Regions from separate parts of the Homo sapiens genome. Here region 1 is linked to region 2. The links are chromatin contacts, found by Hi-C in ENCODE. All regions are on one chromosome and are shown on one strand. The core of a region is the stretch at or near the end of the contact, and the rest is flanking DNA. Distances in the headings are between cores, read along the strand shown. Region 1 holds the start of RNF167 (ring finger protein 167). Region 2 holds the start of MIR22HG (MIR22 host gene).

Evidence for each region. A loop is a pair of places that touch in the nucleus more often than their neighbours do. Pooled maps may share reads with other maps.
Region 1: a loop to region 2 is called in a pooled map, with 6 times the contacts of the local background. The contact joins the promoter of RNF167 here to the promoter of MIR22HG in region 2. A Hi-C loop is called at or near these places in 2 of 37 single-sample maps with no recorded cell type and 8 of 50 pooled maps.

What each region holds. Positions count from the first base shown.
Region 1 is chr17:4,939,006-4,943,640 of GRCh38, reverse strand. It overlaps RNF167 (ring finger protein 167), which reads right to left and starts at 3,373. Exons shown (of 10, transcript NM_015528.3): 1 at 3,281-3,373; 2 at 2,648-3,154; 3 at 2,484-2,564; 4 at 1,175-1,300; 5 at 977-1,064; 6 at 700-790; 7 at 357-462; 8 at 122-215. The coding sequence starts at 2,731. It overlaps SLC25A11 (solute carrier family 25 member 11), which reads left to right and starts at 3,595. Exons shown (of 8, transcript NM_003562.5): 1 at 3,595-3,825; 2 at 4,429-4,581. The coding sequence starts at 3,731. RefSeq lists enhancers at 2,466-2,595, 3,476-3,545, 4,262-4,635 and silencers at 2,929-3,123, 3,686-3,755.
Region 2 is chr17:1,713,087-1,719,808 of GRCh38, reverse strand. MIR22HG (MIR22 host gene) reads left to right here and starts at 3,599. Exons shown (of 3, transcript NR_028505.2): 1 at 3,599-3,679; 2 at 5,795-6,106. MIR22 (microRNA 22) reads left to right here and starts at 5,822; the gene lies at 5,822-5,906. It also overlaps a transcript of WDR81 not described here. RefSeq lists an enhancer at 2,811-3,452.

The DNA of each region.
Region 1 (4,635 bases), core at 2,124-4,623, 3.2 Mb before region 2:
GGATTACGTGAGCCACTGTGCCCGGCCACTGCCATCTTTGTATACCCTATCTTCTGGGCTCAAAGTCCTTCAGAACCAGGTAAACTGTGGGAAAAGCCCTCTTCTCCCCTAACCCCCTCACCCTTCTGATAGTCATGTGTAGGAATCTGTTTCAGTTGCTCTTTGGTAAGTCGATTCCGCTGGAGCCGTTTCCGGTGCTGGATACAACGAGCTATCTGGGGGAAGCGGGGGTGGATGGACAAGGCTTAGGAACAAAACTAGACAATCTAGGACAAGCCACTCCCATCTCCCAACTCCAGATCCAGTCTGGCCTCACAGGCCTCAGTGCTTCCCATCATGTTCCCTCAGCTACTCACCATTACTGCTCCCATGGCCAAAACCAGCAGTCCCACAATCCCTGTGAAAGGGATGAGGTAATAGCCCAAGGGGAAGGTATTGTCTGGAACCAGAAGCACCCGAGCCCTGGGAAAAGGATGACCAGTCTCAGCAGGGCGAGAAAGGCAAAGGGAGAAAAAAAGAGGGACAAAGTAACTGGCTCTGGACAAAGCCCATAGGTGGGGACAGGAATGGGAAGAAAGTCAAAGAGGCAGGGAAGGAAGGACAGGAGGCTGAATGGTTCGGGTAATGAGGAGGCCTGGGCTCCAGGTTGGCATGGAACTGCTTGCTGAAGGAAGAATGGGAAGGAGGCACATGTCCTACCCCTTCTCGTAGACAAAGAGGGCACGCAGGTACTCGGAGCTTCTCTCCCCAATAAATACAGACGGGATCCAGATCTGCTGCTGGATTTCCTCTGCAGGGATCAAGGTGTTACTCTGGGGACTCACAACCTTCTACTCAAATCCTCTGGGAACCCTGGCATCTTGCACTTTGGCCCCACCCCACCTAAAGGATTGGCTTCTTTTCCTGAGGCCTTCAGCCTTCCCACCATCTCTGGGTCCTACTGAAAGCCCAGCTGTATAGATTCCCCCAGCCTTACCACTATTCCACACCATGTTCAGAAGTTCATTGGAATTCACATTGTGTACTACAGCGGCACCATATCCAGCCTTCTGGGCATTTAGGACCTAGGGAGACAAGGCAGAGGACAAGGAGCCATCATGGGCCTTACCTGTCTTCATTCCTGGTGCCTTTTTTTTACCCTCAGCTGCCCAGCTCCCCTTCCTCATTCAGCAACCTTGAGGTCAAAGTTGCAGTCGAATCTTCGAAGCAGCGCAATAAAGACTGACCCATTGACCGGGGCTGGGGGTGGTGGGGCAATGGGGCTGCAGGCATTGTCTGGGTGAGCCTCCACAAGGAACCCCTGAAGGATGGAAGCAAACAACAGTGAGATTTCTCCTTTCTAGATTCTGCTCTCTACAGGGGCCACCAAACACACCAGCCCACATGCTGCACATCCTCTATCCTCACTTCCTCCTCCTTCCTGGGGTCTGAGTGAGCATCCCACCATCACAACCTTCTCTTAGCCTCTTGAAAAGGCAATGACATAAAACATCCCTTCACCAAACTCTCCCATCATCCCTCTCGCTGTCCCAGATGGGCTAATCTGTACCCTATACTGCAAGCTAATGCAATTATTTTTGCCTTCTAATATTCCAATTGTAATTCAATTCTCAAACCACCCATGTCACTTTCTCTCAAGTTCTGTTTCACAGTCCCCTCTCCAGCACATACTCATACAGACACACTCCCCTCCCTTCAGTTTTCTTTTTGTTTTTCTTTTTTTTGAGATGGAGTCTCGTTTTGTCACCCAGGCTGGAGTGCAGTGGCGCGATCTCGGCTCACTGCAACCTCCACCTTCCGGTTTCAAGTGATTCTCCTGCCTCAGCCTCCCAAGTAGTTGGGACTACATGCGTGCACCATCACGCCCAGCTAATTTTTGCCATTTTAGTAGAGATAGGGTTTCTCCATGTTGGCCAGGCTGGTCTTGAACTGGGATTACAGATGTGAGCCACCGCGCCCGGCCTCTTCAATTTTCTAATTACCCATCTCACAAACAACTCGACTGCTACTAAGGCCCAACTGAGTTCTTGCTATGTGGCAGTCTTTGGGATGAAATACTACCAAAATTGCGTATCTACTTTGATCTTCACAATAACCCTAGGAAAACTTCTAATATCCCATTTTACAGTAAAACAAACTAAGGCTCAGAGAGATTAACTTGCCCAAAGTCATATAAGCAATAACTAGCACCTGAGACCTTCCTGATAAGGACCGTTGATCCTGCCTTCTGTCTTCGTCCACTTTCAGTCTCCCTGATAACCTCGGAGTTCCAGGGGTGGACACTCTGTCTTCTCCCTCTAGATTCTGGGTTCTACACTAGACGTGCTCAGTTCCTAACTTCATTTTCCTACCTCCAGTTTCACCCAGGACAAACCTCCCCAACCCCAGCCTAGGATGGAGGATCTTGCGAAATACTAAAAAAAGAAAAAAGACAGAAAAGGAAGGAAGGGAGGGAAGGAGGAAAAGAAAAGAAAGAAAATCACCTGGAGGCCCTCCTGGCTCAAGGTAGCCCCAAACAGAGCTGGAAGGTCTGCAAAGTCCATGCTGGCATTGTGGTCCGAGGTCTGCGGACAAAAAAGGCGATGTTCCCCTTCAGCCTGCAACCCTTCCTTTCAGCGCCCTTTCCCCATCCGTCCCTCAGACTCACCGCTCGAATGAGCCCCCGGGTCGGGGCCGCTCCCCACAGCACAGCGGCCACAACCACAGGAAGCGGGAAGGCTGCAGGGTGCATGGCAGCGGGAGGAAAGAGGCTGAGGAGGCCGCGCGTCCTGGTAGCAAGGAGCAGAAGCGGAGTTCTGCGCCCTCCCTGCCCCTCCTTTAGGATCCCAGGGGTCCAACCACCCCCAGGTCCCACTTCCCAGCTACATGGGGGCGCCGGGGAAGGAACACCAACTCAAAGAATGAGATATCCAACCCGTTTAGTGGAGCTGGGTGGGAGGCACTAAATGTATCCTTTTCTGGTACGGGGATAAAACGCGGAAAGGGGACGGAGCCTAACACAGGTGACAGAAAAACTTCGGGAAGGGTGGCGGAGCTCAAGGAGGTGGGACTTCCTGCTAGGTGGGCCGTGTTCCCAGCCTCTGGAAAAGGGCTTCCGGTAGAGAAAATCAGGCCGCTTTCAGCATTGGATGCTTGAGATGAAGGACTTCCGGTCCTAAAAGGCCGGTTAAAAAAAGGTTAGCGATGGAGGGACTGCCTGTGGAGATGGAAGGGGCACTGGTGGCCCAGAAGACGACCTAATAAAAGTGCCCGGAAACCCGGAGCCTCCTAGTTTACAAACCTCTCCTCCCTCTGGCCTCCGCCGCTCCTTCAAATCTCGCGAGAGTGCTCACCACCTCTCCCGTCCCCTCGCAGCTGAATAGTTGCTGTGTCTATCGCGAGAGCGCTCCAACTTGGCGAGCCGTACTCACTCGATCTCGCGAGACCTTCAAACAAACTCTTCTCTATTTTCCCGCGATTCTAATTCGGTGAAAACAGCGCCTTTCCTCTGGTTTCCAAATCAGTTACGCCCCTTCTCGCACGCTTCCATCAAGCTCCTCCTTCAGCTCCGCCTTACTCCCGGCCGCCTTTGCGCTGCGCGCCTGCGCCCGCGCCGGCTTCCAGCGGGTGTCGGACCTGAGAGCTGGAGGGGCGTGCGCGCGCCCTCGCTCTGTTGCGCGCGCGGTGTCACCTTGGGCGCGAGCGGGGCCGCGCGCGCACGGGACCCGGAGCCGAGGGCCATTGAGTGGCGATGGCGGCGACGGCGAGTGCCGGGGCCGGCGGGATAGACGGGAAGCCCCGTACCTCCCCTAAGTCCGTCAAGTTCCTGTTTGGGGGCCTGGCCGGGTAAGCTCAGGCCCCAGGGATGGGAAAAGAGGAGGAAGGGAAGGGCAAAAGGAACCGGGCCCGGTTCATCTCTGGGTCTGTTGCAGTGAACTGTGCCGGCACGGGGTCAGCGCGATCTCCAGCGTATTGCGAGTTCCCCGATGGGCTGCTAGGGCCCCATTGCAGGACCCTTATGGACTGCATGCAGGGTCGTTGCACAACCCCCGCCGGGCCAGCTGAGTTTCCCAGCGCATTGCTAAGCTCGGCCGGGCGGCAGGGGGTTCCAGGCCATTAAATGGCTCCTGCAGGACTACCTGGAGTCCTAAATCTTGGATGCCCCTTCCTCCCCTCCCTGTGTCGGACTGCGTGCAGCCCCAGGTCACTGCTTGACTGTCATGAAGCTGCTTGGAGCACTTTCATTGCATGGCCCCTACTGGACAACTAGACTTTTCAGACCCGTTGCACTTGGTGTACATATAGACTCTTATACACATGCTCACCAGCATCCTGATTCTTGAATCGCATGGCAGGCCCTGACCTTTGTAACCTCTTGCTGCCAGGCTCCAGTGGGCACTGGTAGATCTGGAATGCCTGGCCCTTCACTCCACCTCTGTCTTCCCCCAGGATGGGAGCTACAGTTTTTGTCCAGCCCCTGGACCTGGTGAAGAACCGGATGCAGTTGAGCGGGGAAGGGGCCAAGACTCGAGAGTACAAAACCAGCTTCCATGCCCTCACCAGTATCCTGAAGGCAGAAGGCCTGAGGGGCATTTACACTGGGTATTGGGGCCTCAGGATGGAGGGTAGACTGTGGGTTGGCAGCTCTAGACCTTG
Region 2 (6,722 bases), core at 2,350-4,849:
CTGGTCTCGAACTCCTGAGCTCAAGCAATCTGCCTGCCTCAGCCTCCCAAAGTGCTACAATTACAGGTGTGAGCCACCTCGCCAGGCCATTTTTTAATTTTTTTTTTTTTTAAAGAGGGTCTTGCCACGTTGCCCAGGCTGGTCTTGAACTCTTGGGCTCAAAGTGATCCACCTGCTTCGGCCTCCCAAAGTGCTGGGATTACAGGTATGAGCCACTGTGCCTGGCCACATTTTTAATTTTTTTTTTTTTTTCTTTTTTTGAGACGGAGTCTTGCTCTGTCACCCAGGCTGGAGTGCAGTGGCCCAATCTTGGCTCACTGCAAAGCTCCGCCTCCTGGGTTCACGCCACTCTCCTGCCTCAGCCTCCCAAGTAGCTGGGCACTACAGGCGCCCGCCACCACGCCCGGCTAATTGTTTGTATGTTTATTAGAGACGGGGTTTCACAGTGTTAGCCAGGATGTTCTCCATCTCCTGACCTCGTGATCCGCCTGCCTCAGCCTCCCAAAGTGCTGGGATTACAGGCATGAGCCACCGCGCCCGGGCACATTTTTAACTTTTAAAATATTTTTAAATGTTGAAATCCCTACAACAAGGCTTGAATTCCTTATTCACCGTATGTTGTAGATGAGGGGAAATTATCGGTAACAAGTTCACAGCTAGTAAGAGCTGGAATTTGAATCTAAGTGTGCCTAACACAGTAGTTCTCAGTTGGAGGAGATTTTGGCCCCTAGGAGACATTTGGTAACGTCTGGAGATACTTTTGGTTGTCAAAACTGGGAGCTGGGGGTGGGTGGGTGTTGCCACTGACATCTAGGACAGAGGCCAGGGACCACGTGGATGTCCTATTGTGCACCCGGTAGCCCTCCCACAAGAAATTATTCTACTTAAAATGCCAGTGGGTGCTGAGGTGGCGAAACCCTGGACTCGAAGCCTGTGCTTTTGACCTAGGGGGTGGGGTCAGTGTTCAGAACAAAATGGAAAAGGGTCACCCCAAGGGCCGTGAGTGGGAAAGGGATGGGATTTCTATGCTCAGGATAATGGAGAATAGGGGCCACTGGTGAGGCTTCACTTCCTTCCATGCTTGGCCAGGGCCCTGCTCAATTTCTCCACGCCTTGCCAAGTCAGTCCTAGGACTTCACACTAAGCTTGTCCTGGAGTGACCCTGACTCCCAACTCAGGATCGAGGCAAAATATTTACCTGGGTCTTCCCAGCACTTCCCAGCCAAAGACGCTGGCTTCTGGGGCCAACGTGTCCCACCTGCAGTCCTTGAGCAATTAGGACCCTTGCTATGGGGGGTGGCCATGTGGGCAGGGCACCGCCAAAAGCCAAAAATGGAGCGGCCCAGGGACCAGGTGGCAGCTGAGAACAGTTAGAAGTGGAGTGAATGCGGCCGGGCGCGGTGGCTCACACGCCTATAATCCTAGCACTTTGGGAGACCGAGGCGGGTGGATCACCTGAGGTGAGGAGTTCGAGACCAGCCTGGCCCACATGGCAAAACACCATCTCTACTAAAAATACAAAAATTAGCTGGGAGTGGTAGCGCACGCCTGTAATCCCAGCTACTCAGGAGGCTGAAGGAGGAGAATCGCTTGAACCCGGGAGGTGGAGGTTGCAGTGAGCCGAGATCGCGCCACTGCACTCCAGCCTGGGCAACAGAGCGAGACTCTGTCTCAAAAACAGAAAAAAAAAAAATAAATAAGGAGGTGGAGTAAATGGGCAAAAGCAGGAGGATCCCATCAGCAGACACCTGTCCATGGAGGAATAGGGCAACTTGAGTAGGAAGTAGGGGGCGGCTGGCCTGAGAAGCAGCGTTCTGAACCCCAAGTTTGCTTCCCATAGCCATTCCTCCTCCCCAGGCTTGGTCCTCGGGTTCACTGTACCCTCCCCAGCGCCAGCCACCATTCTGGACCTCCCCAGTACTGGCCTTCCCCTAGACCAGGGAGGGTCTAGACCACAGAGTCTGAATTTACTGTGCTAACAGGAAATACCTCTCTTTCCAAGCCCAGAGCCTCTGAAGAACTAAGGAGCAGAGCGGGGTTGGGGTTGGGGGAGACAGTCTTGGAGTGATGGGGGAAAAGAAAGATCATACAATCACATCCCCCACGTTCTTTCCTTCACCACCCATGGGAGTGGATAAGGGGATGGAGGAGGGTAAGCAAGGAGGAGGATGTGGTAACAGCTGATTCGTCCCCAGAGGTCACACTTTCCAACAATCAGCTGTTACTGGGGCGCAAGGCAGGAAGTTTCCTTAAAGGCGCAATGTCCTGAACGCAGGCTCAGAATTTTGGAGCTCCAAGTGAACCTTATCAATTACCTGATGGAGTGCGTATTTAACAGAAGGAAGGATCTCACCCTCCAGCCTCATCATTCCTGCTTAGTTACCCTCAGCCCCTATTTGGAGCTGAAGGAAAAGGCATGGATTTCAGTCCACATGTTCCTCTTTGGGGGACTTGCGGGGATTGATAAGGTAGGGCAGGTCTCCGGCTTGCCCCTTTAAAAACGCCGACCAGCAGCTTTTGCCAAGTCACTGGGTTCATTTCACTTTTTGCCCATCCCCCGCTCATCTAGACTCTGATTGGCCCCTGGGGAAGGAGCAGCCTGCTCATTGGTCTCCACCTTCGAATCTCTTCCCTAAGTAGGCCTGAGTCAGTGAAGAGCTTTGGAGGGCGGGACTGAATGGGGGTTAATCAGAGGATGCGATTGCTGACCCTTTGCACTTTGGCATGGCCCATCCCCTAATTTCTGACCAGAAGCCCTCCCTCTACCCTAAGGTGAGGACTGTGCTATGAATCTTTTGTTAGAAAGCTACCTCTTGGGAGGCTCTGGGGGCTCTTCTGGGACTGGGAAGAGACATCCAAGAAAAAAAGCCTCCTGTGGTTAGGAAGAGCCCCCAGGAGGAGTGGGCTGGGCGAGGCGAGCACCCTCCCTCCTCCAAAAACCCTGGAGAGCTCTCCAACGGCAGTCTCTGCTGCCCTGGGGGCTGACGCTCTGCCCACTCCTGCTCCTTGGTCCGCTCCACCTTTCCTTAAAGAGCTATAGCGTCCCGCAGAGGCCGGCGAGTCAGTTTGGGGAATGTCTAAAAGAAGCACTCACGACTCCAACAAGGAGGGGCTGTCGCCCTTTAAGGACTTCCCCGGGCTGGATTCCGAGCTCAGTTTAAAAATGCCAACTCACAGAGCGCGCTGGGTTCTGGGAACGACGGTGTCAGGCTGAGAACTACACGGACCAGCATGCATTGCAAACGCAGACGCCGTGGCTTTCGCCTGCTCTTTAGGACTCTCGTTTGACGTAGCGCTTTTCTAAGCGGGTCGCTGACGCGGAGGGCTGGGCCACACCTGTCCGTCTATTGGCCGGCTCCTCAGTGGGTGGGCGTGGCTTCGTGCAATTCCGCCCGGCAAAAGGGTGGCCTCCTTGCCAATCAGAGCCAGGGCGCCCGGAGAGGCGGGACCAGGGCGAGGCCCCGTCGGCCCCCGGGTGGGCGGGGCCACGTTGCCCAGCAGTGGGCGGTGATTGGCCCCGGGCCGTGCATTCGCAGCTCGTGCGTCACGACGCCGCCAGCTGATCGGAGCCTGGAGCCGGTGTGTGCTGGGTGCCGAGAAGAGACAGCGCCGCCGGCCGTGGGGAGCGGACGCAGTGATTTGCTCCCCCTCGTGCAGCAACCCCCACACCCAGCACCAGGTGGGTGTGAGCTGGCGACCCGGTCACGCAGCGGGGAGCCGCGGTAACGGGATGGAGGGTGAAAGTGGGGTCCGGGCGGCCACACCCAGCCCTTCCGGGAGGAGAAGGGGCGGCGGGGGCAGGGGCGCCTCGGGGAGAGGGGCCTGGACTGGCCGGGTTAGTGTGTCAGGAGCTACGAGGAAAGAGTCTGGGACGGGAGTCGTGGCGGAAGGGCTGGCGGAGTGGCGGGGGGCGGGGGGAGAGCCGAGGGGCCGGAGGGCCGGGGGCGGCTCACCCGGCGGCCCCCGGTCTGAGGATACAGGGGCCGGCCATCTAGCCTGGGGAGGGTCTGGACCCCCCGAGCGGGCGGCGAGGAGGTGCTTTGCCTCTGCCGGCGTTCACTGGGTCAGGGCCAGTTCAGCGCCCTGGCAGGGAAGGGGTCGCTGGGCGGGCCGGCCCCTCCTCTCGTTCTCTCCAGGGGATGTTATGTAAGGGGGGAGGGGAGAGGAGTAGGGGGCGGCGGTGCCGGGGCCTTATGCAACCCAAAGGTTAGGGTTTCACCGTGGTTGGGCGGGGGGAAGAGGGCAAGAGGAGGGCCTGGAAACTCTAACCCCCGCTCCCCAGACTAACTGGCCGTCTTGGGCCGAGAGAAGGTCACCTCTGCACCTCCCCCCAGCCTGTCCGATTGTGAGGCCCCTAGCCCAGGCCTGGCCCTGACTGCCTGGGAAGCCGGCTGGCTGGGTGGGGCGCCTGGGTTAGTCATCACTGGGCTGCCTCTCTCCCCACCTCTCGGCCAACTCTTGGCCCCTCCCCATGGCCTCCGGCGAGGCTGTCACCCCCACCTCCCTCCGGCCCTGGTTCCAGCCTCCAACTCCTTTGGCCTGTCATCCTGGCTGTCAGATTGGGCTAGGAGCTGTCAGAGTGCCAGAGGGTTGATGGAGCAGCTGGTCAGAGGGTCAGTGCCCTGGGCCCACCCCGCCCTGCAGCCAAGGGCACCTGCTTGGCACAGACTCTCAGCAGCTGCTGAGTCCTCTGGGTTGAACAGAGCTATCTCAGACAGAGGAAGGTCGGACGGAGTTGGACTGGTCACCCAGGGGAAGGAAGATACACAAAGTTCATGCCTCCCAAGAGGGTTTCGGAATTTGAACCGCACCCCGTATCCCCCAATCTTTCTTACCCTCTGAGTATAGAAATTCCAAGGCAAGACCGCCTTGGCCCCTCAGCCTGGCGTGGGCCATGCCCTTGGACTGAGTGTCAGCACGGACCCGCCCTCCCCAGCTCACATCCCCCGAGCCTGCCACGCCCCCAGCCCCCTCCCTGGGCCATGCTGCAGGGCCCGGCTTTTCCTGCTGATTCATGCGTTGGAACTGTGGGGGCGGGGCTTGGAACTTGGAACAAAGTTCAGACATGGAGGGGCCGGCAGACAGCCTGGAATTCATACCAGATGTACCCGGAATGCGCAAGCGGAATGCCTGGCATCTGAGAGTCCTGGGGAAGCTGCCCAGCCACCCTGCCCATACCTCCCTCCCCTCCAGCCTGTGGTCCCCTGCCCGCCCCTCACAGCCCCGGCCACCCTGCCGATACCTCCCTCCTCTCCAGCCTGTGGTCCCCTGTCCGCCCCTCACAGCCCCGGGGGCCTCTGCTGACCTTCTTTCAAACGCTAGGCCTCCTCCCTTCCTCACTCTTCCCCAATCCAGGCCCCCAGAACTCTCCTTCCAGCTGAACTCCCTGGGAACAAGTCAGTTGGGCTGATCACTGAACTCACATTTCTGGACCTGAGGTACCACACTTCTAGTACCTGCGTGCTGGTGGGGTGTGTCCAGGGTCCCGGGCCCCACCCTGTCTGAATGCTGAGGAGGCTGGGCCCCCAGGGGCCGCTAGGGCAGGGGAGGGTGAGAGCAGGACTGGGTTTCTCTAGACTCCAGTTCTGGAAAGAAGAGCAAGGGAAGTCTGTTTACAGCCACCTCTTGCTGCTCAGCGAGGTTAACAGCTTCCGCGGGCCCAGATCAGAGCTGCAGCCCTGCATTAGAATCTCAGAGGTCTACTGGGGCAGGACCCTGATGGCCAGCGAGTGGGTCAGCGTTGCAGCAACATGCCCTGCTCAGATCTTTCCCATTTTCCCTCCCTTTCCCTTAGGAGCCTGTTCCTCTCACGCCCTCACCTGGCTGAGCCGCAGTAGTTCTTCAGTGGCAAGCTTTATGTCCTGACCCAGCTAAAGCTGCCAGTTGAAGAACTGTTGCCCTCTGCCCCTGGCTTCGAGGAGGAGGAGGAGCTGCTTTCCCCATCATCTGGAAGGTGACAGAAATGGGCTGGGAAGGTCCGAACAGCAGGGTGGATGATACGTTTTGGGCAAGTTGGAGAGCCTTTGCCCAGATTGGCCCAGCAAGGAGCGGTTTTAGATTAGAGACACTGGCTGGATTGAGGAGTAGAAGGCTCAAACAACCCAAGGTTAGTTGGTCTTTGTGTGACAGTGGGAAGAAGTGGAGAGAACACTCTGTCTCCCCGACTTCCTTCTTGACCCTCCTTCCGTATCTTTCATTCTTCCCCACTGGCCTTTCCAGATGAGGTCCAAAAGTAAGCTCACTCTTCAGGGAAAAGTGATACTAAACCCAGGCGTGAGGAGTCATCCTTCTGCTCTTACTTTTCCCTGCATTTCCTTAGGCTGGCCCAGACTCTAGATTCCTGGGCACTTACCTGTATCTGAGACCCTTAGACCTCCTGTCTCAGTTTCTCCACCTGTGAGATGGGCAGTCACACAGATGAGTGTGCATGAGGGAATCAGAAGCCCATCTGGGTTGACTCAGAACCCGGGCTCTCCCCCTGCTGTGGGTGGAAACAAAACACCTTTTCACAGAAGCTGTTGTCCCTCCCCCATCCCTGATACCATCACCCAGAAGCTGGGTGGGGAATGGGAAGCTGGAGGAGGGGGTTAGAGTTAGACCAATGCGAGGAGCTAGTAAGAGCTCGCCTCTCCGTGACTTCCCCCCATGCAAGGGTGGCCCAAGGCTTCCCCTGATATCCAAAGCAGGACAGCAGCCCCTTGGTGGGATTCTAACTGCTGCTA